2 separate regions of the Homo sapiens genome follow, and region 2 is linked to region 1. A link is a loop called in an ENCODE intact Hi-C map of the cell type or tissue named here. Cell type or tissue: ascending aorta. All regions are shown on one strand. Each heading gives the region's core, and the rest is flanking DNA. Links, peaks and the distances in the headings are about the cores only.

Region 1 (10,801 bases), core at 1,473-9,472:
AGATATACTTGGCAGATAGTAGGAAGAGAGAAGGGTACAACCAACCTCAAAGCTGAATTCAAGCAGTAGTTGAGTACAGGTCCAAGAATGTGTATTTCAATAATCAAAAAATGCAAAAGGTTGAACCTAAACCCCATAGATGATTTACGGAGAAAATGTATTTTTTAAAAAAGTTTAGATAGATTTAGTTAAATTGAGTAAATTTAACCATTCAAATTGTACTTGGCAAACTGGAAGAATGAACAAAAATACAAGTCAATTTAGAGAGAGTAAACAAAGTTCACAATTACAACATGAAACAGTAAAAGTGAATCCAGCTGTAAATCATTAAAATATAATGTATTAAAGATGAAATTGAGGTGATGTCAGTGTACTTTTAGAGCACAGATATACTCTGTTAAGTTGGCTGGTAGGCAAATATCTGTATAGATAAATACAAATTCCTAATCACTCCAATTATAAAATTGAGATTATACTCCTAAAAATAATTAGGCCAATACTTAATATCACATTTGAGGAAACAGCAAATCGCCAAGGCAACTATTTAAAGAAAAACTAGCTTTCATGAATATTACTACTGAAAATATATCACTGTATACCCTTAAATTTACTTTATAATTTTAATACTAAAAGTGTTGCAACGTAAGAAATCTAAATCTTCTCTAAAAACTCTCTCCAGCTTCTCAATATTCTACCACTAACCTCTTCATTAGGTCATACTATTTCTTTATGCTTCACCACAGCTAGGCACTTTTTTGTTTGTTTGTTTTGTCTGGGAAATTTAGGGCAGGAATGGATAAATACACAGAGCAGAGCAAAATAGTATATAAAAAATACTTAGAGGGAAGTAAGCAAGTGGAAGTACCCATTTATTTTACAGGAAAGAATATCTGCAAGAAAACAATATTCTATAGGGAAGAGTATCCTACAATATTAGTATTTCTGTTATTCAATAATAATAAATTTTCACATAACCAAAGCTGGGCTAAAAAAAAGTGATGGCATTTTTAGACAACCCTTCTAACTATGCTTAGCTGTTAAATATGTTACAGGGCCCACTTTGAAGTTCTGAAAATCAAATGAGGAAGCTAAAAGTCTAGAATACCTCCATAAGAAAGCAATGAAAATGACCTAAGCCTCATGAAAAAAAAAAAGTTCCAAGAATGTAAATAATTGTACTTAATAAAGACTATAGAATTGATAGGACTTTAGTCCAAGTACACTAAGAGATACATAGTTGAACCTAAGAAAATGTTTATTTCACCTAAGGAAGGAATAAAACTAAACTACAACATTTAAAATTTGAATTAGGCATTAGAATATTTGCAGACCATGAGCACTGGAATATGTTTTTTTTAAAGTTTCAAGCACAGGGATTACCTTTACAGAAGCTTTAAGAATATAAAGAGGAATCTTTCTGGGTTGGATTTATTTGAACTCTATGAATTAAGGGCTACATAAATAAAGTTGTTTTTGAAATCAGTGCTAATATTAAACTCTCATTAGGCCAATTTTAAGATACAGGCTTTCTTTTATCAAAGAGTAGTATGAATTTGGGCACTGGTTAGAACATTTTGGGTCCATTCATTTATGAATAAGACAACTACTATTTATCACAAAATTCAAGAAAAAAATAGCTTGAATGTGCCAAAAATTAATATTCAGCAATTGTAATAAAATTGACACTATTTCTGAATTCAACTGACTTACAATTTTGTCTATTAACAATCATGTTGAGAAAACTTCTTAGAGACCTGTGTGCTCAATCTCATTCTCTTCTTACAAGTTAATGGCCTCTTTCCAATTTAATTCAGAGAGGCAGAAAATACATGACGTTCATCATTTTGTTTTCTATCAGTATTATAACTAATAGCTGATTTAACATGACACAAAAACAAACAAGGGTGATGAGGCTGACCCAGATAGAAATCCAAAAACGTCACAAATAAAATCCCTTTTATGTAAATAAGTTTTATATCCTTCACATCTTCTGTTGAAATAAAAATGGTAAATAATTTCTCTGGCTACATTCACTATACTGTTACATGCTCTATGAATCTTAATCAAACCATGCAGTTATTTTCACATACTTCAATATACTTTTCATGAAGTATAATTCTAATATCTATGCAAAGAGACTTGTTTTGTGTGTTTGAAATTTTGTTTGTACAAAGGAAATATAACTTCTCATTACAGATTACCTGTACATATAATGTTCACCTTTTTCTACTTTTATGGTGTGCCACATACAACTATTTCCTCCCTATTTTAGGTTTCTAGAAAATTACAAAGGTTTATCTTATTTTTTTTTTAAGCAAAGCCACTGCAATATAAGAAGTGCAAAGAAATGAAACTCCAAGTACAGCTTATTCAGGTACAACCATTTCATAAATCTCTTCATATCATAATGTAATTAAGGGCCTATTTCCACCCGAGTATAAATTATATAAAAACAATATCCCAAAATATGAGTCAGGCAATTCCTAACATTATAAATAGTTCATAATTAATATATGTCTATGTTTCCTTTTATTGCTGTATTTATTCTAATATACACGGTAGTGGTAACATTTTAACAACCTAACTATAAAGTATTCATTGTACTTATATTTAAGTTGAATTAAAAATTATTCCCTTAAAAATCCTAACATTCTTTTTTGTACTTAAAAGTGAACTTTTAGATGATCTTTTTAAATTGAGTGTCATTTCTCACCTACAGGGATGTTTCATCAGGTTTCTAGTCTCCTCTTTCAAAGTTAGTATATTTAATCATAATTAAACATTTATTTCACTTAATTTTAGATAACAATGAAATAGTGTGTGTCGTAAGGAAGCATTTAACTAGACTGACGACTGAATATGAGTCTAGTTAGGCAATAAAAATAAAAGGAAAGAAGTTAAGCAGGCAAGAGAAAAGGGGCCTTTAAAAAGCTCTAAAGCTGATATGAAATTGTTTGGCCCTAATGATCACAGTGTACAGAATTTTATACCCACTCTTTTAATATAGATACAAATAAATCAAAATTGTAAGTTAAAAAAGCTCTAAAACTGATATGAAATTGTATGACCCTAACGATCACAGTTTATATAATTTTATACCCACTCTTTTAATATAGATACAAATAAATCAAAATTGTAAATTAATTGTGTTTAACAACATTAAACAAACACTACATTTAAAAATTCCAGTACACTGGGAATATACTGATCCATAACTCATAGTGACAGAAAAGATAAACAGTCCCCTTGACAACATAAAACATTTCCCAAGGTATGCCACAATGCAAACTTGAAGATGAAAATAACTGAAAGCTCATCTTTACTTCAGTTTTGACCTCTAACACAGACTTGCTATTAAACACATCTCTCTTGCCTCTGCTGCTGACTAAACAAACTATTTGAGTTAGGAGAGCCTGCAAAGATATGCCTTACAGGCAAACTTTTGTTTTCTAAAAGTAAATCTCTCCCAGTACTTCCAGTTGGAAAACGTCCACTTCAGCTGCTTGACAACAGGGCGTCACTTTCTCCCTTGGGCTTACCTGCTACTACTTAAGTATTCTTCCAAGTAGACTCTGGACATGTTGGGAGGTAGCTCTTTAAGCACTCCTGATCCACGATGACTACATATGCACACACCTTACACACTCCCACAGGTCCTTCGTACCCTTTCCCCCTCCATCCTCCTCTGAGAACTCACCCAGGCCACCTAGCGCACCTTGCATGGCCAAAGCCTGCCCACCAGGGAGCGAAGAGTACTCCAGGAATAATCCTCAAGATCAAGAAACTTACTGGATTTTAATATGTGGTGGGGAAAAAAAAAAGTGTGTATGTGTGTGGAGGGGGGGTTAGATGGGGGGAACAGGAGCCTTACAGATAGCAGCTATTAAGTGGTTTAAATCTGTTGGTTAAAAAGCTGAATAAACAAATACACACATGGGTCTAGGTCTTTGGGGATTCCGGATTCTGCGGAGCGTCCCAAGCGGTGGCCAGGTCGACCTCTCTTGACTCATCCCTGTGCAAAACGCGCACTGGCTCCGCTTTCCAATCCCCAGACTTGCACCCGTTCTTCCCCTCACGTTCCTTCTAATCAAAGCGTCACCCCATGCGCCAGGTGCCCTAAGAGACTTACCTAAGAGATTCCAGAGTCTGAGAATAGTGAGGGTAACTTTTCCTCCCTGCTCTAGAGAGGCCCCAACACCCACAGCAAGTGAGGGTCCACACTGAGGTCGGGTGTCAGGGCGCGTTGCGGCCTCGCGGGTGGGCAGAGGCGCGCAGAAAACGCGCGGGTGGCGCGCGCGGCCACCCAGTGGGTCCCGCCCGCGCCGCCGGCGCCGCCGCCGCCGCCGCACGTGCGCCGCCGCGAGCGCGAAGGGCGTTCGGACCCGCGCTCTGCCCGCCCGCCTGCCCGCCGGGGCCACTGTGGACTTCCAGGTAACAGCCAAGTGAGAAGCCCTCCCTATCACCGAAAGGTGTCTGCGCTCCTCCCACGTCCCCTCACCAAGTGCCGCGAGGTGCGATTTCACCCCAAACCCACCCACAAACAGCCAGGCGACCTCTCTAAAGCGGAATAAAAGTAAAACCAGGCCAGACACCGGGGGAAGCCGGTCGTGCTAACGCGTGGACAGGGAAAGGAACGCGATCAAGGCAGCAGTCATCCCTGTGCACGGTTATCCCGAAGCGTCAGTAGGGCCCAGGAGTTTCTTGACTCCAGAAACAGGAGTGTCCCCTTTCCATCTCTCTCCTTCCTGGAGAAGTACTTCTGAGATGAACGCTGAAGTGCCCAACTTAGACGCGAGAAGCGTGCACTTGCCCAACTGAGTAAATAAAGGTCAGCAGTTGGATCAATAAAGTGTGTGCTTCTAACCGCCAGATGTTTTTACTGTTGTTTCTCCTCCCGAGGTTGGGGGTGGGGGTGCGGGGAGGAAGGGGAAAAGACAACAAACAATTAAAAAGAAGAGAGTAAACAAACACACATCTGGTGTTTCGACACACATTCTCCTCCAGCCGAGGTCTCTCCGGACGAAGCAACATTTTGCATTATCCAAACTAAAAATCATCCGTGAGCCAACAGCAAATCTCCCCTCTCCACCCCTTTTTCCCCCATCACAAAGCAAAATGAAAGAGAACAACAAGTGGTGATGCTGGGTCCGGAATGCGACCCCAACGCCGAGCCCAAATTTGACACATGTCACACTCGCCCCGGCAAGCAGGGCGCTGCCTTTGGGGCGAAACTTTGTCGCCACCGCGGGAGGAGCGCGGAGCAGAGTAAAGTCGCAGCTCGGCCCAGCGTGGAGGTGGCTGGGACAGGGTGGGGTGCGGAGGTGTAGCGCGCCAGAGTGAGGGCCAAGAAACTTACCGCGACCGGGGACGCCGTGGGCAGCGTCCCGGGAGGTGGCACCCGCGGCGGCGAGGCAGAAGCCCCCAAACAACACACCCACGCGCGAGTCCGGGCAGCTGCTGCCGCGAGTGGGGGGCGCGCCCGGGGAGGGGGGGGGCCGAGGAAGCCGCAGCCAGCGGACGCGGCCGCCGCATAAATAACCGGGGCGGGCGTTCGCGGGCGGGCTGCGGGTGGCGCGGGGCTAGAGCTAGGGCGAAGCGGCGGCCGCGGAGCTGCACGCGCCGGCGTGTCTCGCGCTTTCTCGGAGGCTCGCGCTGTCTCGCGCAGCCGCTCCCCCCACCCGGATCTGTGTGTGTGTGTGTGTGTGTGTGTGTGTCTGTGTGTCTGTGTGTGTGAATGTGCGCTGGCAGGCGCGCGCACCCGGCCGCGCGCGCGTGTTGTTGGCAATGCGAACTGTACACACACTGCTCGCGGGGCTGCCTCTCCTCGGAGGGGCGGGGTGGGGGACAGGACGCCGCAGAGGATTCTGAAGTACCGCCGGACCACTTGTTTGTTTTGTTTTACTTTGCGTTGTTATTGTCGTTGTTGTTGTTGATAGGTTTGGAACCAGCTGGTTAGGATGCCTTTCTCCCCCGTCCACCTATCTCCCCCCGTTCCCTAACTTCTTTAAGGAGGGGGAAACGCGGGGAAGAATATTGTTCGGATTTGCAGCGGAGCCTCCTGGCTGACGTCAGGTCCACCTGCTATGTAAACAACCCGCTGGAGAACTTGTTTGTGCTACGCCAGACCTTCCCCCACCCCCACCCTTCTCCCCACCTCCTGCTCCGCCTTCTCCAGCTCGCCCCAGACGGCGAGTCAGGGAAGGGGGTGGGGAGGGAGGCGAGAACAAAACCGTATGCTGTATTGGCAAAGCCGAGTTGTGTCTGCTGCTTCTTGGCAGTCCCCAAAGTACGTCCTCTCAGCAGACGGAGCTGCTGGCAAATGAAACAGGGGATTCCACTTGAAGTGCAGAAAGCCTCGAAGGGATCCAAAGCCCTCGGTGGCAGGGAGTTAAAAGTACATGGTAGTCGGAAAGGGAGACCCGAGCGTGCGTTAAAGCGCTGATTGGCCTTTCTTTTCACGGTGTGCGCCTCTGCGGCCTGGGGTGGAGAGAGGCCGAGTGTCTTTCTCTTCATTGTTGCCCTGGTTCCTGTCTCACTTGGGCCAAGGAGTTCTCGGGCTTCCTCGTGGTCGCGCAGCCCAGGTCACCGGGGCGCGGCTTGGAAGGAAGGGGCCGCCAAGCTGGGACTTAGAGAGTCTGAGGTTTTCGGGAAGGGTCCTATCAGTGACTGAGGGGAGCAAAAGTAACCGGAAAGAAAGGAAAGAAGAAACGGTCAGAGCCTGCTCCGCGCGCACTTCAAAGCCGAGGCGCCCGCGTGGGGGATGCACGGGCCCAGCCGCCAGCCCTGGGTCCCGGCTTCTATCCACCGGGTGTGACCCGGCTGGGCGGCCTGCTTGGGACCCAGGGCGGTGACAGGGGAAAGGCCGAGGGAGGAGAGAGCGGGCCCCGGAGGGGACGCACGACCGGAATCTTGGCGAGGGGCTTCCTCCGGAGCCCCAGCCCAGAGGGGGGCCAGCGCTCCCTCCCCGCCGTCTCCCTCCGGTCCCTCCCCTGCCCGCGGGCCGGGCGACTCTTCGCCGGCCGCCTTTTCCGCGCGCCGCAGACTGAGCCCGCTGCTTTGCTCGCAAGTCAGTCGCAAAGCGTGGCGTTCCGAGAGGCGCTGAAACTTTCCTCCAAATAGCTGCGGCCAATAGGCCGTGGTGAACAGAGCCTGGCCCCCGGCTGCTTCCCGGCCCTCCTCCCTGGGGAAAGAACGGCCAACTTGAACCCCTCCGGTGGCAGAAGAGGGAGGGGTGGTGGTGGTTGGGGAGACGGGCGAACCGCACTAACTTGTGCCTTTGAATCTTTCCTTTCCTGAAAGAGCAGCGCGCCCTTTCTCTAAAGGGCAGTCGCGAGCTCACACACACACTTGGCACCAACCCTTTCCTTCAGAACCCGCGGCTCTCCCAGGGAGGAAGCAGCCCTGGCACCCACGTCGGTAAACACACCGTCAGGGTTTTTTTAGTGAAACCAATTAAGTCAAAAAGCCATGGGGCTGGCCCTGGGAAGATGGCCCCTGCCAGGAGGAAGAGGAACGAGGTAGAGTTGGACTTTGAATTGCGGTTCTTTCCCTGAGCTTTTCAACTCCGGCAGTCCTCAAGTGCTGTGCCTACAGACTGTGTTCTCACTCTTTTTTAAATCGTCTATTTTGAAATGCAGGCTGAACAGTGGACAAATAATCCGAATCTTTTAAAAGTGGGAGCAGAGACAGAAGGAGGAACAGTCATTATCATTAGAAAACGCCAGCCCCAAATGGCCCTACCTCGCCCTTTTGAAAGGTGGGGATAATTTTATGTTAAGTAATCTGCGTTTATGCTTCACTAGGAAACCTCAATAAAAACGGATTCTGAATAAACTTGAAACTATTTTGGAAAAAAGAAGAGTAAACGACGTGGAAATCCTTGGAAAACTGGGGATGTACCTTTCCAGGGGGGTTATAAATGAAGGGAATAGAACAATCAAAAGGTGGACAGCTTCTCACTTCTTTTTCTTCTTCTTCCCCCGCGTACATCGACCCCACTGACTTCCCTTTTCTCTCCAGGTGTACCGAGTAAGTGAGCGGGAAAGGTTTATTGTAAAAGAGCTAGGGCCACTTGGAAGATCAAGTTCCCAACGAGGAGAAGGAGGGTTAGGGTCTCAAGACTTGGAGAGGAACGAGTTTAGTTAGCCTTTCACTTTTCTGTACACAAAGAAACGTTTTGGTGAAATTCGCAGCCTCTAACGTTCCTTTCTGGAGAGTACAGATAGCCAAGAGGTGCGAAAGGACATCTCAGTCGGAGGAGTATATATTTATAGAGTGGACGCGTACCCTTCCGGGGCCTTTTTCTCAGTGAAACTGAGCCCGCAGCTCCCAAGTGCCCCCGCTCAACTTCGCCCCCATTATCTCCTCCTCGCCTGCTGCCATGCCCCGGGCCACCAACCCATCCCGCAGGGAAGCTGTCCAGGGAGTTGGGAAAACAGGTCCTGTCAGGAGCCGCTGCCCTCGGTGGACCCCTCGGCTGCAGCCAATGGGCTGGGCCCGGGTTCGAGAGGTGAAAGTTCAGGCCCGGGGCTCGCAGCTCGCTTCGCCTCTCCGGCCGCCTCCTTTTCAGCCCCCGCCCCTGGCCACACTGCAGACACGGCCCGGCTACCAGGGGCCGCCACGGTGGCACGTAGTTTGTTGATGGGTGGTCATAAAATATATTTATTTGCAATTCCTTGAACTCGTCCACCACTCCCGCCCCAGCATGGCCCCGAACACTGCAGGCTTTGTTCGCCTCGGCTGCTGCTGGAACTGGCCGGGGTTTAGCGCTCTGTGCTAGCTGACTCCAAAAAAAGTTGAAGTATAATAATAGGAAAACCGGGTTTCCGCAGCCGAGGAAAACGCTGAAAGGGCAAACAGCGATCGAATAGTTTTCTTTTGCACAAGTCACTGGTCAGCCCACTGGATCGAGGCAGCCTTTAAACGAAACGCTGCATATTGGAAAGAGAAGGAAAGCCAAATTCTGTCCCTGTAGTCGCCGCGCAGGGTCATAGGCACGGTTCAGGTCTTCTTTGCAGCACGTGGATCGGCAAAAGTCATTTAAAGAGGTTCCAGAAGAAAGTTCAACGGCTCAACTGGGTGAATGAGGAGTTTCACCAAGTGGACATCAAAGCTTCCTCACGAAAGTTTATTTGATTTCAAGTTTATTTTACGACGAAACCACAAATCAACAAAATTCGAGACACTGCTCTAGTACGGTCCTAGTGAAAGATAAATTCGTTTGAAATGGCCTCTGTCAGCGCATCTTGCGCGAAATAAAACACCGCAGATGAGAGGAAGTATAGCCAAGATGAAGGAAAGCGACGCACGCGAATGACAAATTAGAAATGTTAGTTTACTGCTTCTCCCAGTGAACCTCTTTGATTTTCAGTTATTTTTTATAAAAATATAATTTTTCACACACTTAAGTCTGTTTTTTCCAACACTTTCAAACAACAACTACATTTTTCTCTTTCAGAGCCGTTTTATCTCTGTAATTGTGACTTGTACTTAAATTTCAACTGACTTGGAGAAATCGCTGGGAGAAAGGAAAGGGGGTGTTTTTAAATTACTATTTTTTCCTGTTATAAATAACATCTTCAAAATTGTGCTACTCACTTCAAATAGCCTGTAACTAAAGTCTTAAATGCAAGGTATTTTTCCTTTCACACAGAAAAAACAGTCACATATCAGTTTCCTGTGTTTTCACATCCACTACAGTTTTCTGAAGATGAGCAAATAAGCAGACTCCTTTTAGACGACTTTTCCCCATTCTCCTCCCTGACACATTTAGGGAAAAGAGAAAATTCTAATTTCACCGAAGTCAAATCAAGGGTAATCTATGTTACATCAGACTGAATGGAGATATTGTGAAATTGGTGGAGTTACACCACCATCTGTCGTTAAGCTTAGGGACTACAAAATTTGGGACCTATAATAAATCCTAATGAGCTCTCCCAACTTTTTTTAAAAAAGTCACAGACTATATTTTTCATTTGTGTTTTTATAGCATATACCCTGAATTTACCTGGACCCTGAAGCAATAAATATTTGTTCATAAACCCACACTTCTACCCGGGTTCTCTCATCTTCAGAAGATTAAAAAAATTCTCCACATCTGCCAGCCTTCACATAAAGCCCTTTGGAATCAGCTATGGGCCTGCAGATTTCCGCTGCCCTGCCCCTAGCTTCTCCTAGGCTGCTGGCAGGAACCATGGAGACTCAACAACAGGGGCTACCCATATCCTCCAGTGAACAATACACTTAATTCTCTCTCTAATGTAGCCTAGTTCATTGTTAGTAGGTATATATCTAATCTTGAAAAAACGTAACCACAGCATATCACTGCTAAGAGGTTGGCTCTGAGTGTCCTAAAACTTTGATTGAAAGGCAGTTAATACTAGGTTCCAGTTTTAGTTGATCTTGGTGGAGAGACAAAGATCAATTGCTCTGGGATGGAATCTTGCAGGCTAAGTGGGTTCTATACCCAGGAAAGCTTTATCCAAATGAATATAGAAAGGGGATAACTACTGGATAAAGAATTCCAATACTGAATCAAAAGCCTCCATCAAGCAGTGAAGACTCCGTTTTTTGTTTGCTTGTTTGTTTTTCACAACCCTCCAATCCTCCAATGGCATAGTATTGATATTATATTTCTAAGGATCTTAAAATATTTCACTAGAATGTTGTACCCCTTTCTGTGTTAAGGACTTGATTACCAAATTTCTATTTTCCAGAAAATAAAAATCAATGAAAATAAAGTCTAATCGCTTGTGTATGTTAGTAACACATCAACTAAAAATAATGATGTTAACTTGAATCA
Region 2 (10,801 bases), core at 1,915-9,914, 130 kb before region 1:
TACACTATCCACAAAAATATATTCTCAATGTAATGAAGACTTAGATGAAGAAGTCAGAAGTTGAAGCCTTTATAAGAACATAAAGGAAAATAACTTTGTGATTGTGGGATAAAAAATATTTTCCTAAGTAGAAAACAAAAAAATTCTAACCATAAAAAAATTTTTTTGATAAATTAAATTAAAATTGATAAACTAAATTAAAATTAAATTTTCACTTCATCAAAATTCACCTAAAGAAAGTAAAAAAGAGCTAGGTTCAGTGGCTTACACCTGTAATCTCAACATATACGGTGGCAGAGGCATGATGATAACTTGAGCCCAGAAGTTTTGAGACTAGCCTAGGCAAAATAGCAAGATCTTACTCTCAACAAAAAGAAAAGAAAAAAAAGAAGGTAGAAAAAATACACCATAAACCGTGAGAATGTATTCACTATATACACCCATAAACTGGTATAATATGTTGGCTATCTACCTATCCAACAAAGCACATATATATATACATATTATATATATATTATATATAATATATATATAATGTATATAATATATAAAGAATTCCTTCAAATCAATATGCAACAGATTTATAACACCAAAGTAAAATGGGAAAGCGACAAAAAAAACATGAATATCCAACAAGTAAATAAACAAACAAATAAAAAGCTGATCAACCTGATTAGTAATCTGGGAAATGCAACTTAAGACCATTGTGAGATATCTTTTTACCCATTAGACTGAGGGAAACAAAAGGAGCAGTATGACAAATGTTTATGAGCATGTGCAGCAACTGGAACACTTACATGTGTTGGTAGAAGTGTAAACTGATGCATCCATTTTTGAAAATAATTTGGCATTGTTTTCTAAATCTAAACATGTGTACCCTGTGACTGCTGTTTCATTCCTAAGGAAAGGCCCCAGGGAAAATCTTGTATATGTGTACCAACAAATATATATGAAACATATAAAATGTTCTGCTATTGTTGGCAACTGCAACAACAAACAAACAAAAGTCTATCAACAATAAAATAGATAAGTAAATTGTGGGATAATTATACAATGTAATAATAAATAGTAAACCTGAATGAATGCATTGTATTGGCAAAGTTAAATTTCTTTAGTTGAGTATGGATTCTGTCCATTTACTTAGCCCTCTTTATTTATGAGTGGCCAAAAAGATTACATTATCTCATGCTTGCATTCTCACCTGAGATGTTTTTCCTTTGCATCTTGTAATTAATTCCTCCTTGTCCTTCAAAATTCAACACAACTGTCCCTTCTTTAAAAGCTACCCCATCCTTGAGATTACCTTAAAATACGCTCATGAAGCAACACATGGAAACTCCTTTATCATGAAATAGATCTTACTATTAACAAATGTTTTTGCTTATATTTCTTCTACTACAACCTTATAATGTAGCGACTTCATTAGACTATCAGCAAACCACAGAAAGTGAAGAGATTTTTATATCCCTAGTGTAACACATAAGGCCAGGCACGTAGTAAATGCCCAATAAATACATATACAAATACATGTTAATAAACTAGTGAAAGAATGAATGGATAAGAAAATGAACATAGGCAGGGCACAGTGGCTGATGCCTGTAATCCCAGCATTTTGGGAGGCTGAGGTGGGCGGATCACTTGAGCCCAGGAGTTCAAGAACAGCCCGGGCTACATGGTGAAACTCTACAAAAAATTAAAAAATTAGCCAGCCATGCAGGCACATGCCTGTAGTCCCAGCTACTCAAGAGACTGAGATGGGAGGATTGCATGAGCCCAGGAGACAGAGGCTGCAGTGAGCCAAGATTGCACCACTGCACTCCAGCCTTGGTGACACAGGAAATCCTGTCTGAACAAAGAAATAAAAAGGAACATAAAGTATCAGAAACAACATTCAGGATTACTATCAAACAACTATACTGTGCTTGAAGATCATTTCTCTTGGGAGGCTCACCTGACATGGCCCATTCCTGTCCTGGAGTAGGGAGTAGTCTGGTACACATGGGTAAGCAGGTGTATCTCCTTCTTCCATAAACCTTCCTACCTGGCTCAGAAGTCAATATTACATCCTTGAGATAAACAAGCAGTCAGTGGCTTGATGGAATAGAATTGGGGGAGGGCTTAGGAGAAGAGCATGAAGAATGAACTCAACAAGCCTTGAAAACAGCTATTTATCTAAGTTTGTGGCTAGAGTTCTATCAATAGAGCTTAAGGCTAGAAGTCTTAGAGCCTCATTAACTTATCAGATATTTCAAGTCATTCAGTTTAAAAGTCTTCATTATCATGCACACAAATTATGCTTTAATTAGATAAAAGGAAGAAGTGATATAGCAAAAAGCACAGAAAATTCCACTTCTGAAATAGGATGCTTTAGTACAGTATACAGCCCTAGGGAGACATGGGGGACCCTAAGTGCAGTATGGAGGACATCAAAGAGAATGTCACCCAATGGCTGGGGGAGGGGGGTAATGGATAAACAGAAAATAGGAAGATACACATGGAAAAAGTGCTACTTACCAGTTGTGCCTAGAACGAATCCTTATATCCTTCTTTCCCTTGGCTCTTTTGGATCTAAGTATAGCAAACCCAGAGATTTCTTAAAAAAATATTGGAGTTACTTATTTGTTTCTAGGCCATGAATTTTTAGGACATTTTTAAGTACAAAATATGTCTTGGCAGTACCCAGCCCTCTGCCCATTGACTTCCTAGAAATTGTGTCATAAATAAAATTGTGTCATAAAATAAAAAAACCACAAAGTAAACTGTTTTTACCCATATGAAGAATATTATAATTCAGAATTAAATTCTGACTCAAAGGCTTAGTGTCAAAATTATGAAAATAGTGACTGAAGAACAAGTCAGTAAAATTAAAATCATAGAAACCTGAAATTTAGTAATTTAAAAATCACAAACTTTAACTTCAATAACCAAAGATTGGTGACAGATATTTAAAATACTGTTTGTAAAATATATTATAAGGTGTATAAAAATCACCAGACACTGCAAATTTACTTACCATAAATTTATCATAAATCTGTCATACTATTATGCTACTACTTCTCCCACAACTATAAGAACAAAGATAATCAAACAATACCTCTTAAATGACACCAATTTTATTTAGAATTTAGAAAGACTTCGAGAGAGTTTTCTTTTAGTCTAAAAGAGTTTGAAGTGATGCCTTCTTCAAATAATACTTCAAGAAAAAAATAGGCATGTAAAGAACATTAATACACTAACCTTAGGACTGTCTCAATTAAAGTGAGTATTTAACATATTTCTATTATTATATGGTAATAGTGATGAAAGTGGTGGTGTTTCTTTGACTAAAAAATTCTTGAATAGGAAAGTCTGACATGCCGTTTTTTCCCTTCCACTCTTCTCCTAAGCAGAGATAACATGCATTAGATTAACTAAGGGCAGTCACCAAAGGGAAGTAGGGAAGTCACTTAAAATCCTGTCTAAAGCCACTTGAAATCCTGAAATGATATTACCTGAAATGATGTTTATTTGAAGTCAATTCTCATTATGAGTAAAACAGAATAGTACATTTTCAATGAAAGTAATCATTATGAAAACAGTATTTCTAATGTAAAGAGAAAAAATGGAATATAAAATGTAATTGCATGATTCCAGTCATGAATCCATGTAAATATAGTAACAGAAACTGTTATGTAATTGTATATGTAATGTTGTAGGCTTAACATATTTTTCCCTATATCTTATATTGTATAATTCGGTAGGTTTATGAATTTTGTTCCCATTATTTTTTTTATATTGCAATATTTTTAGGAGAAAAAAAGAAACAACTACAACTAAGCCTAGCCATCAAGCTTTATAAAAAGCCTTTTAAAAACCCTCACAGGGCCAGGAACGGTGGCTCTAATCCCAGCACTTTGGGAGGCTGAGGCAGGCGGATCACAAGGTCAGGACATCAAGTCCATCCTGGCCAACATGGTGAAACCCCGTCTCTACTGAAAAAAAAAAAAAAAATTAGCTGAGCATGGTGGTGCGCGCCTGTAGTCCCAGCTACTCAGGAGGCTGAGGCAGGAGAATCTCTTGAACCCGGGAGGCGGAGGTTGTAGTGAGCCGAGATCGCGCCACTGCACTCCAGCCTGGCCAGTCTGGGCAACAACAGCGAAACTCCATTAGAAAAAACAAAACAAACAAACAAAAAAAAAACCCTCACAGAATTATGAAAACAGAAACCTCGTGCTAGCTATGGTTACAATGTAATGATCCTGTGGCTGGACAATGGAACTAAATAAATGTATGGATTAAAGGCGAAAATTATTCATCAAATAACAATGAATGGAGGGGTAACAAATTAGAGAAGTAAAAAAGGGATCATATTCACTAAAATATAAGTGTAGATATGTTATACATGCAATCAGTCTTGTTAATAAAAACAAATAAATAAAACAGATTTTTAAAACTATATTCACAAAATAAAGTGACTCAAAACTCAAAGTAAAAATGGAAAATGTTTTGCCTAATAAAGTAGGTCGTTTAAAGTGCTAACAATGTTTAAAACAAATATAGCTGTTACTATTGATAAGAAAAACTTCAAAAGCAGAAAAAATATTTTGACATGACCACTCTAAGTATATTAAAATGTTAATACTGTTCTAAAAGGTAAAGATCATATATTAACATACTCTTTTAAAGTTGTAGTTTCTAGCCAACTCTGCTAAGCAACAAAGAACTGTTTCCACTTTCTTTACTGTTGTTGAAATCGACCTTATGATCTCCTTACAATTGGATAATAAATTTTTATCACTGAAATGGTTTAAATCAACATATAATTAAAATTTTATATAATCTTTTGTATTTGAAAAATTTTATAAAATTATAATTTTGATTAGTATACAATCTACTTATGAAAGTTAGTATAATTAATCTTTTTCGAAAACTAGTAGCTTTTAAACTAAAATGAATTGAGACTTCAGTTGTTTGGGTTCAGTTGCAATGCTGAATATTAAGTTAGTCTTTCACTTCATATGTTTCTTGCCTGAACTCAGGCTAAAATAGTAGCTGGTTTGGGGAGGAGACTGCAGGGTCCTCCATTAGGCAGTAAATATATATAAAACTTGTAAAGGAGTTCAGGACGGCAGCTGGTACCAAAATATATCAAGCATGATTTGATATAATAATACGTAATTGCATAAACATGTATACTGTTGCTATAGAAATGTGGCTGTTTGGGATAAATAATACTAACTATCCTTAATGATTGACAGTGTCCAATATATGCAATTTAAACAGCACATAATAGAACCACACTGCAATTCTGCCAGACAAGTGAAGACTATTCTTTCATAGTTAATCTATTCAGTGCTTGACACTCATTGGACTTTCCTTAACTTAGATTATTTTTTACTTGTTTTTATTCTATCTTCTTTCTCATATCAATTTCATTTCTGCTTATTATGTCTAGAAATAAAGAATGTGGCTTTCTTGATGAGCTTTCTGTCTTTAAGTACTACATAGCTCTGAAGAGTCTCTCCCACTGTGTAAAACTATTATTTTCATATGGCCCAGGGGCATTTTTTGCACATGCTACTGCCATAAGCCAGACCTATATTTAAGAACTGCCTTGTAATTACTGCTGCTTGGTGAACAGGGATGTAGTGCAAAGAATAATTTTTCTGGGGGTAAAGCTGAGGGCCACATCTACTACTCTAACAATATATGTATCTAACCCATGAATTTGAGAACGTGTGGGCAGAGAGATGTCATTTTGTATTTGGAGAGTAGAGGGTACTGTAACACAATTACAGCAAGGTTTTTAAAACAAAGGTCTAAAATTAACACTTCATATTGTAGACTAATAGTACATCGGCAAGTTAATTCATTTTCAGGATTAAGATCATTTCAGCCAATGTTTATGAGTGTTAGCACTTTCTGAGGTATGGGGGACAGAGTCCTCACAGTCTAATAGAGAAAACAGATACAATAACTATTCACTGTAATGTAGTAAAGGTATCACATGTGTACAAAGTATGATCTTAAAATCATAAAAGCTGTAATAAAACCTACTATCATGGCCATCCATGCCTAAGCTGAGAAGGGGTCTTACTCAGAGAGGGACCAAGAATCAATCATTCAGTAGACAACACTATTGGGATACTTGCTAAAATTAAAGTAGTTTTTATTTGTGTTTACTCCATCACCTTTCCCATATAGATTTCATTTCTATGCATGAAAAGCACAGAATAAAACAAGTCATGGAAATAACTGAGAATACTCACTTAAGCACTATCTGTGGATAGAGCATGTTATATAGCAGATTTGGAGTTATCTGCCTCTAATTAGCAGGAATTGTGGTACCCATTAGACTTCATTACTCTGATTCCAGTGGCAAGACCACACCTATGGTACAGTTACACCAGATTGTTTGGCCCAATGCCATAAAATATCTGACATATCAACCTCCTTTTAATTTGGATTACACAACTACCAGACAACCTTGTGATTATAATTATTGTTATCTAGCTTCCAGTGTTTCTCTGCCTATAGGAAAAAAAAAAGTGTCTCATGACCAAATTCCTCATTTTAAGTTAATAAACTGATTCTACACACACAAATAGAACTCATGGATCTTAGGTTTTCTAACCATTTTGTTCCTAGTAAAATAATTGCTCACAGTAAATCAATAAATTAATCTTTTTAGTCTTAAACACTAATTTAAACCGAGAAGTTAACACAAATCTATTCTCAAAGAAGCAGGTCCATTTTACAGGCTTAGGGCCAGAGCCCAGACCATGACAGGAAATAAATGCTATTCTTCAAGGCCCCCTACAGAGGGCCTGCCAATCCCATTTTTTAATGACAATAAACTGATAATATCAATTTCTACAAACCATGCGTTTTACTTCCTTTTTTGTTAATTCCAAGGTATAGACTGGAAGATATTATCTCCTATAATGACCTAGCTTACAATTCTATCCTTCAAATAGTTATTTTAAAACATTATCTGTTCTATTTGGTGATAAATAACACTCAAACCATAATCATGAATGTAGTTGCCAATTGATTAGAAGGACTTTAATGTCAATAAGGGGATTATTTTTAAAATTATCAAATCAGAATATTGTTATTATATTTTAAACTGCTAATGCCTAGATTTCATTCTGGCCAGAATAATTTACTTAAGAAATTTGGATAAAACCAGACATTAGTAATCCATTTGCTTCATGTAGTTTTCTTTTGTTTCATCTTGTTTGAGATGGAAAGTGGAAACAGAGAATGTGGAAGACTCAGTATTTTATCTCGTAATAATGATCCACAAAATTGAACAGCATAGCAATTCAGACACCAGAAATCCACACAATAGAATAGCATAGAAACTCAGACACCAGAAATCAGAGACGTACACTTAAGAGATTAAACTAAGAGATTTATAAAATAATATCACCTATAAAACATAAAGCAAATGTGTTCAAAATTCTCTACTAGAAACCAAAATTGCAGTGAAGGCATATATTACATATACAATATATAAAAATATATAAAATGTAAACATAATACAAAATCTAAAAATGCTTTTCTTATTATTTTTAACTCTTAAACTTACGCTGCACAAGCTTCCACTGTATTAGATCAGTTCAGTGTCAACTACCATGAAAAATATTGACTGCAGTGACTTACAAATATTGGTATATATAATAGCAATTTGAATTGGATCTCATAAATGCCGAACAGAAAAACTTCAGGAAAAATTCATAGTATAATTGATTGGAGGAATTTATGTTTAATGAGAGTGTCTTGTGTGGAAGCTCTATTCCTTTCGCCGCACATGTTCATGAGGCGACTTTTGATCAAGAAATGCCATTAGCTTCATTCTGTCCCTTCACTTCTTACTATAAGAGGGGCAGAGAATCGTCTGACTGGGAAGTTTAAGAAAATATACTGAACATGGACAGCTCAATTCCTTTTTCTCAGTTCAATTCTTTCTGTAAAGAAGATGAATTCAGGCCTGTTTTTGTCCCTGCCTCTGTGATAGAGGATTGTGAATGCCCAGCTCTGCCAGTGGCTAGGTAGGTATAATGTCTAATTTAGAGGTGAAGCCTGTTTTATCTGCATATATAATGCATGTCCTCCAATTCAGACTCTACTGAGGTAATAAAACAGTTATTTTGAACTCTATCTGCCTGGCACCTGTGTCTGTCTCTCAGAAATTTCCAAATTTTGGATGGGAAATTGCTTGATTTTATCAGAGTGGTCTGATAAAGTGGGGGTAGAAATCTATATAGATTTTGTACTGTAAGACCGTCTATTCGTATTCATTCATTGATTCAGTATTTACTGAACTTCTATGTGCCAGGTACCATTCAGGCCCAGGGATATGACAGAGAAGAAAAAAAAAAAAGCAGTATCTTAACCAATGCTAAGTACACACTGTACTAATGGTACATCAGTAAGGAGCTAGAAAGAGGAATACACCTGCATTTTCTTTATCATGGATTTCAGACTATAAACCGTAGTATTTCAATATATGGATTACAACAAAAAAATTATAGGCTTACATAATCTTCAGATATGTAACCATTTTGAACTTAAAAAACAGAAATTTTCTTATGGTTGAACCTAGTAATCTGGCATACAGAAATATGCAAATTTTATTATCTTGAAACCATAAAAAATCATGTAAATACTGAAAAATCTGTAATAAATTTAACTTAATTAATGATTGCAAACAAATTTCAATGTAAAATGGGGATTGATGTGACAAAACCACTTCTGCAGATTAATTGGATCTTATCAGTTCTGGGTAATAACCATTTCCTTCCCCACGATAAAACAACAAAAGAAGTATTTGTGTTCTTTTAATACAATTGAGTATTAAAGATTAAATATCAAAAGTATCACTGATTTTCTTGTAATATAATTAATTATTAAGGATTCACATTAATAATAATACTTAGTCCTTATAAGGTGCCTCCTACATTTAAAATGCTTTACAAATATCAATTCTAAAAAATATTAATAGTGCAACTCAAGATGGATTATTTTAATATGTTTCAAATATAAACTATATCCAAAATGCTTTAAAAAGCTGAAAACCAGTAATTTTAAACAAATTCTCATAAATTGTCATCTAGCTTAGACCAAAAGAAATAGCACTTTTTATATTTCTGAAAGATTATCACTACTAGGATATCATCATAGAATAGATGGCATTTTCCCCACTGATGTGAGAGTTGTTTTGCTCCCTAGGAAACTAACAAAATGCTTAAAAATTGCATACTGAGCCCAGAGTTATGCAAAGTTTGGGAGTAAAGTAAGCAGAAGGAAAAGAATGGGTTTTGTCAGCAGGAGTAAGGGGGGAAGGCAGTGACTGAGCAACGACCCCAGCAGAGGTAGGGCCAACCTGCAGAGCTCTGTGGCCCTCCACACCAGCCTGAGGTACATCAGCCTATACCGTGTCTTGATTGTTACTGCATCTCAGTATATACAACATACTAGTTTATTACAGGCCTCTGAACTTCAGTAGCCATGGTAAAAAGGATATAAGATGATTTTCTTAAAGCAGTAAGAATCTGTATAAAATATTACACAGTTACTTCTTTGGTTTTAATCTCTAAAATCTCAGTTGCAGATAGGCTTTGGTTTGCCAAATTCATGACCCTAAGAAGTCTAAATGAAAAAAGTCTTGTAAATTCTACTTTTGCTGTTTAAGTCATAATTTTAGGGATAAAAATGTGTCCACTTGTGTGCTGTATAGTAGGACTGTGAGCTCTTGATCAAATTGCTTGGTTTTATACTCTGCCCCTGAGAGTGACCTTAAGGTAGTCATCTAATCTCTCTGTGCCTAAGTAAAATGGGAATAAGAATAGTGATATCATGAAGAGTAAGTGAACAACAAACTAAATACAAAGACTGAAATCTCACATGGAGCAAACATTCAAAATGTATAAAATGTGGTCACTACAGAAAAATCTTGAAGATGAGACTGATAACATTTCAGAAGAAAAATTACAGTTTAATAAATAAGTGTATCCTACAGAAATTTGTGGTAGTATCCTATGCTCTCACTTTCCTTTCCACAAAATTAACTCAGAAGATTTAAAAGCATATTTTCTCCTATAGTCTTCTTTACTTAGGTGAGCATATCTTTACTAAATCTGTTGCAAGTTCAGAGCTCTGGTGTGGTTCAAATCCCTGCTTCTTTGCGTATCAACATTTGCTAAGTTAACAGATTTTCCCTAAAGCCAATTCTTATTAATTGTTATAACAATGATTAACTTAAAATATTTTTATACTATTATATGTAGTTTTCATCATAGCATTCAAATCAAGCTTGAGTCTAAATAAATAAAATGGCTTAGGTAACTAAGAGTTGGGTCATATTGAAGAGTCAACTGAGGATAAACTCAGAAGTAATACTTAGTTTTTAAAATGACAAATTCAAATTGCTATAAACATTAATATAGTTTTTAAAGATATATAAGATATGAAGCTGTGAGATAAAATTTAGCCCATGGGAATACATTAATTATATATGTTTACAAATTATGTAGGTCAAATAAGAATCAAGATTATGTCAACTGACATTACTAAGTTATTGTGAATATTATTTAAGTAAACAAACTTTATATCTGTTGATACTCTTCAGATGCTTACAAACTGAAATGTTTTCTATTTATGAATTTTAAATTCTCCAAAATGTACAGTTATTGTTTTAAAACCAGTAAAGACAATATTTGAAATGGAGAGCAAATGATCCTGGTGCAGCCTCCAGATGCACAAAGCTTACAGACCTACTCAACCAGAAAAACATATTTCTTCCTGTAACACTCCT

The links. A loop is a pair of places that touch in the nucleus more often than their neighbours do. Peaks named below come from ENCODE experiments on the same cell type or tissue, not always from the same donor. Only the 100,000 strongest peaks of a DNase experiment are listed, where the experiment ranks them.
Region 2: it touches region 1 in a loop (3-fold over the local background); 11 of 110 quality-filtered maps call a loop at or near these places.

What each region holds. Positions count from the first base shown.
Region 1 is chr7:114,081,167-114,091,967 of GRCh38, reverse strand. It overlaps a transcript of FOXP2 not described here. Among named protein-coding and RNA genes, the nearest start is that of PPP1R3A, 170 kb to the right of the region's middle. In ascending aorta, for the core only: no CTCF peak of the experiment used is centred there; DNase peaks (open chromatin) are centred at 5,747, 6,217, 6,797, 7,277 and 4 weaker places; H3K4me3 peaks cover 7,534 bases; H3K27ac peaks cover 7,112 bases.
Region 2 is chr7:114,213,223-114,224,023 of GRCh38, reverse strand. It overlaps a transcript of FOXP2 not described here. Among named protein-coding and RNA genes, the nearest start is that of FOXP2, 200 kb to the left of the region's middle. In ascending aorta, for the core only: no CTCF peak of the experiment used is centred there; no DNase peak of the experiment used is centred there; H3K27ac peaks cover 846 bases.